2 separate regions of the Mus musculus genome follow, and region 2 is linked to region 1. A link is a loop called in an ENCODE intact Hi-C map of the cell type or tissue named here. Cell type or tissue: left cerebral cortex. All regions are shown on one strand.

The links. Hi-C counts contacts between places; a loop is a spot of excess contacts. Peaks named below come from ENCODE experiments on the same cell type or tissue, not always from the same donor. Only the 100,000 strongest peaks of a DNase experiment are listed, where the experiment ranks them.
Region 2: a loop joins it to region 1, with 3 times the contacts of the local background. A loop is called at or near these places in 2 of 42 quality-filtered maps.

Annotation. Positions count from the first base shown.
Region 1 is chr16:16,559,068-16,561,567 of GRCm38, reverse strand. The region is part of intron 1 of Fgd4 (FYVE, RhoGEF and PH domain containing 4); the gene reads left to right. Among named protein-coding and RNA genes, the nearest start is that of Fgd4, 40 kb to the left of the region's middle. In left cerebral cortex, a CTCF peak has its summit at 1,209; DNase peaks (open chromatin) are centred at 1,300, 1,762 and 1,959; H3K4me3 peaks cover 1,634 bases; H3K27ac peaks cover 1,586 bases.
Region 2 is chr16:16,481,643-16,484,142 of GRCm38, reverse strand. Fgd4 (FYVE, RhoGEF and PH domain containing 4) reads left to right here. Exons shown (of 17, transcript NM_001301817.1): 4 at 1-53. Among named protein-coding and RNA genes, the nearest start is that of Fgd4, 120 kb to the left of the region's middle. In left cerebral cortex, no CTCF peak of the experiment used is centred here; a DNase peak (open chromatin) is centred at 1,245.

The DNA of each region.
Region 1 (2,500 bases):
AGTGCTGATAAAGGGAGGGAGGGCAGGTGAGCCTGCAGTACTGTGTGCAGTGCTGATAAAGGGAGGGAGGGCAGGTGTGCCTGCAGTGCTGTGTGCAGTGCTGATAAAGGGAGGGAGGGCAGGTGAGCCTGCAGTACTGTGTGCAGTGCTGATAAAGGGAGGGAGGGCAGGTGAGCCTGCAGTACTGTGTGCAGTGCTGATAAAGGGAGGGAGGGCAGGTGAACCTGCAGTGCTGTGTGCAGTGCTGATAAAGGGAGGGAGGGCAGGTGAGCCTGCAGTGCTGTGTGCAGTGCTGATAAAGGGAGGGAGGGCAGGTGAGCCTGCAGTGCTGTGTGCAGTGCTGATAAAGGGAGGGAGGGCAGGTGAGCCTGCAGTACTGTATGCAGTGCTGATAAAGGGAGGGAGGGCAGGTGAGCCTGCAGTGCTGTGTGCAGTCTACCTGCTTTGTTTTCTTTTTATGTTTATCTTAACTTTTTTATCTTGTCCTTTTAAAAGTTTACTTTCTTGTAGTATTTTTAGTGCCCATGGAAAGAATTATCCCAGTGTGTGTTTTCTGTGTGGTAGGATTGATTTGCTTTTCATACTACAATCTTATTTTCTGACTTTTTAGTGAATGCAACTGAGAAACTGGCAGTTTCCCTGCTGAGTCAGCATGTAATCTTCATGTGTGCAGAAACAAATTTAAGTCAGTCATTGCAAACCTAAGATATTGCAAGCTTCTCATGAACACCTAAGGCTTTAGATATATTCATTAAAAACCTTCATAGCCTCTCCTCCCATTCAACAAAGAACAAAAAATAAAAATAAAAATAAAAAATAAATCAGTTTTTTCTTTAAACATTTGCTGTTTAAAACTTTACTTTATTTCCAATATAAGATATTCAGTATATTTAAATATATTTGTCTTTAAAAATCCCTAAACATACAAAACCAGTTTTCAGTTCTGTGGGCAATTATAGATCAGGAAATGACCCGCTGACGAAGCTTGCTTTTCTACACCATGCTATCTTGACTTTGCAAGTGAACTTTTCTGTTTGTGCAGTTATGTTTCTGCGACCTTTCATCCTTAGTCAGCAGCATGGCTCTCTGAAACATTAGGACTTTGTCCTGGCAAGCGTCAATTTGTAGAAAGCTTTTAGTTGGTCTGCACTGCCTGGTTTATATAGCCAAACACCTGCTGAGCAAGCCCTGTGAGTAACTGTGCATGCTTCTCCACTGGGGCTTTGCAGGGCGGGAGCACAAAGACTGTGATTGTTACCCAAGAAGCCTGAGTCACACACTTCTACCAATCGCCTTAGGAGGGCTGGTTACCATGGAATCCACCATCTGTTCACTCCCCGCTGCCGGAATGTGATTATCCTTTGGGGCTGGGAACATAGGGTTAGCAGGGGAGCCTGTGTAGTGTGAGATTATCGGCAGTGCACTGGGCTATTGGGAGATTTCATTCTGCTCACTGGAAGAACAAATGAAGGGAGTTGTTCTCCAGCCATTTGTGACTTGTAATCACAAGGAATAAATCAGCTTTTCTAAGGTAAGTAACCTAGCATTGCATATCTGATTTGTACGGCATTTAGTGTGAGCATATCTCTCTGTGGTCAAGGAAAGGAAGCACTAAGCTCTTGGGTAAGAACGCCCCCACCTCAAAGCTTGCACACTTGCCTTTTATTAATTTTAGGCAGCCTGTACAATTACATGTTGGAATTATCCTGTAATGCTTAAGAATATTTCCTGCCTGTGAATGTGTACTGTGATTCTTGAATGTTGCAGATAGACAGTCATCTCGTAATGGCTTCTACAGTGAATTACACCAGTGTTCTTGCTGAAATACACCCAGGGCTACAGCATGCTCAATGTTTGTTCTTATTTGAGAAATGACTCCATCAGTGGCATTTGTAGATTATACTCAAATTAAGGTTAATGTTGGGCCACATGTTTTAAGTGTGGTGCTGATGTAGTGTTTCAGAGCCTGTGGAAACAATGTGACAGGGCTGTAGTGACAGATGGCTCAGCCATAGGGAGGGGTAAACCAAGGAAGATGGCTTGCTTTTCAAGGGCTTCCTTTGTCATTGTTATTTCTTTTGTCCACAGCTACTTAAAATGTGTGTTGCATATTGTAAGCTGCGGATGGAAATTTTAGTTTTAACAAATGGATGACTGACATTTTTCCTTGTGGCTCAGAGGTTGGTAGCTCAAACAAGGCACTACTATGTCTTTTGTAAGGCAGCATTGTGTCTCCTTCCCCCAAACTGTGACCTAAATTATAAAAGTGTAAAATAAAACGAGCTGTATGCTCTGGAGACTTCTTTTGTGTCAGTGTTCCTGCCCTTGACACCCCAGCATTAGCACCCTGAGTTTAGCAGATCTGCCATTTTGTGTGCTGTATGAAAGACTGTAATTAGAGGTTTTGCCTGTGCAGTTCAGTCAAACTTGAACCATGTTGTATTCTTGGGTGTGCATCTTAGTGAGCCAGTGGCTACCTAGAGAACTAGAAACAGTCAGT
Region 2 (2,500 bases), 77 kb after region 1:
ATGGGGTGAACACCATGGGATTGGATACGTTGGACCAGCACCATGAAGTGAAGGTAAACTGTAAACCATCTCAGTGCAGGGCAAGCACTACCTAGCGCTTCACAGCACCCATGAGATGAATGACTCAGGTTACTCATGCCAGCAGAGAAACCATTTGCAAGCTTGGAGGCTAATGGGTTTTACTGCCTCTTAAAGGTGCTTCCTTTTTTCTTCTTACGTAGCTTCTTTTGATTATTTTGTTGTGATGGTTGTATTGTAGAAAAACCATAGCAACTGTGTTGTGTTGGAAGGCAGATGCTCTTTGTGGCTCTAGATGTTGCTTCTGTGGACCAGTTTTGTTTCCCTAGGGCAACAAATCACAAGTCTCCATAGGAATAAGCAGGAGCTACTAACTGCCACGCCCAGGGGTATTACTCTAGACAGGGTGGAACTGTAGGAACCTGGACCAGCACCCTGAGATGGAAGTGAAGCTGAGGCTTGGCCCACTACAGGCTGTGCACTGCCACATGCATTGCTCTTCCAAATGGTTTCTTAGCCTTTGTGCAATGGATAGCTCAGCTTTTTGGGGAGGCATAGTAAAGCTGAGTTCACATAAAACAGAAAAATTTGCTAGATGTATTTTGTCATACTGTTTATAAAATCTTCTTAAGATGACAAAATAAAATATTATTCAAACAGAACCAAAAACTCTTGAGACTATTTCTGGCCCATCTGTTAACTCACAGATATTTTTTACATGACTCTAACCAAAGGTTGCTTTGATCTTGTTTACATCAGCATCTTACTCTGGGGTTTTAATAGCATGGCTATCATGCCATACCTTAGATTTCTTGGTGTCATGTCAGTTTCATTCTGGATTTCCCTAATCTTTAACATGCTGTGTATATCTCTGAAACCATCCTTGAGATTTCTATTGCTCATTCTTTGTCATTGATTATACTAAATAAAATTACAACTTGGACAATTGTAGGAACATCAGCAAATGAAAAAATTCAAATCTTAAATCTATTTACGATAATTTACAGTTCTTTCCTGAGCATAGTCAGACAATCATAAGTGAAGGACAGATTCTAAAATATTAACGTGACTGACTGGTGGTTATATTAAGAACTTTAGCTGAAGGGCAATCAACAGAGATTATAATTTTAAGCAAATGGGAGAGAGAAAGTGACTCATGCCTCACCACGTTGTCTGGAGCAGCAAAGAAACAGCGCTCTGAAGGGAATCTCCTTGTGCCTCAACAGCTCAATAAAGCTCACTGCTTCCATCCTTACCTGTGGTGAAGGGAAGAGACACATAGGAGTGAGGCTCAGTGGTGTACCATGAGACAGTACCCCCAGCGAGCTTCTGCGGCACCACAGGCGCTGGTCCTATTAAAGGGCATTAGATGGTGGTTCCTGTGGCCACTGGCTAGTCCTCTTTCCACATTTTGTTATTTGTTGTATCTACTGTTAGATGAATCGTACGTGACTCGAGAAAGATGTAACACAGTTTTCTTTTTCTTTCTTTTTTATTGAAAATGGATATTTTTCATATAATATATTCTGATTATTCTGTACCTCACAGATCATCCCTATTTCCCCAATCCAGCCAAATTCATGCCCTTTTCCTCTTTCTCACCAGAATAGTAACAGGCATATAGAATAATAAGATAAAATAAAAACAAATAGAGCAGTGTAGGACAAAACAAACTTCTACTGTTAAGCTAATTAAGCATAGAGTACTACAGGGCCTTGACCGCATAATCAGTGTATGCTGTGTAGGGATGAGCTGTTGATCCAAACAAGATCCAACGTAAGCGTGGCGGTAGTATGCTGCCTGTGCTTTCGGCAGCTTGCCACATTGTGTTTCTTATCTCAAAATGCAATATATTAATGGTATAGGGGTAGTATGCTTTCTTAACTGTATTTTATCACAATTAGGAGTAAAAAAGTTCCTTTTAAAAAATATTAGTAGGATATTGTATACTAACCAGTTGGGGCCAGTCTATATGGAAAGGTATAATAGTTCAGAATTGTAATTTTATTAAAATATGCCATCAGTCATTATTATTGGTAATTGATAACTGACTTAAAAGAGTCTTTATGATTGCTACAAGCTGTGTTACTGATTTGACAGTATATTTTGAGCAAAAAATGACAACTATAAAATACTTTATTTTTGCCTTGTACTTGTATCTTGTACTCCTTAGGCTGCCCAGGTTAGCCTCAAACTCACTCTTATACCTCAGCCTACGGAGTGCTGGCATTACAAACATGTAGTACCTACCATATTCAACATGAAGAAATGCTAATAATTTGCAATATAGCCACACCCCTCAAAGTGAATATCTTTCAAACCTCAAAACTAAAAAATGAAAATAAGTTTAAATCATAAACATTTTGTTACATCTTTAGTTACTAGGCAATACTCTGAAGAAAGAAATGCTCTGAATAACTCCGAGAAAAGACAAACACAATATATTTGAGGGAAAATCTACTAATATAACCCTATAGAGTTT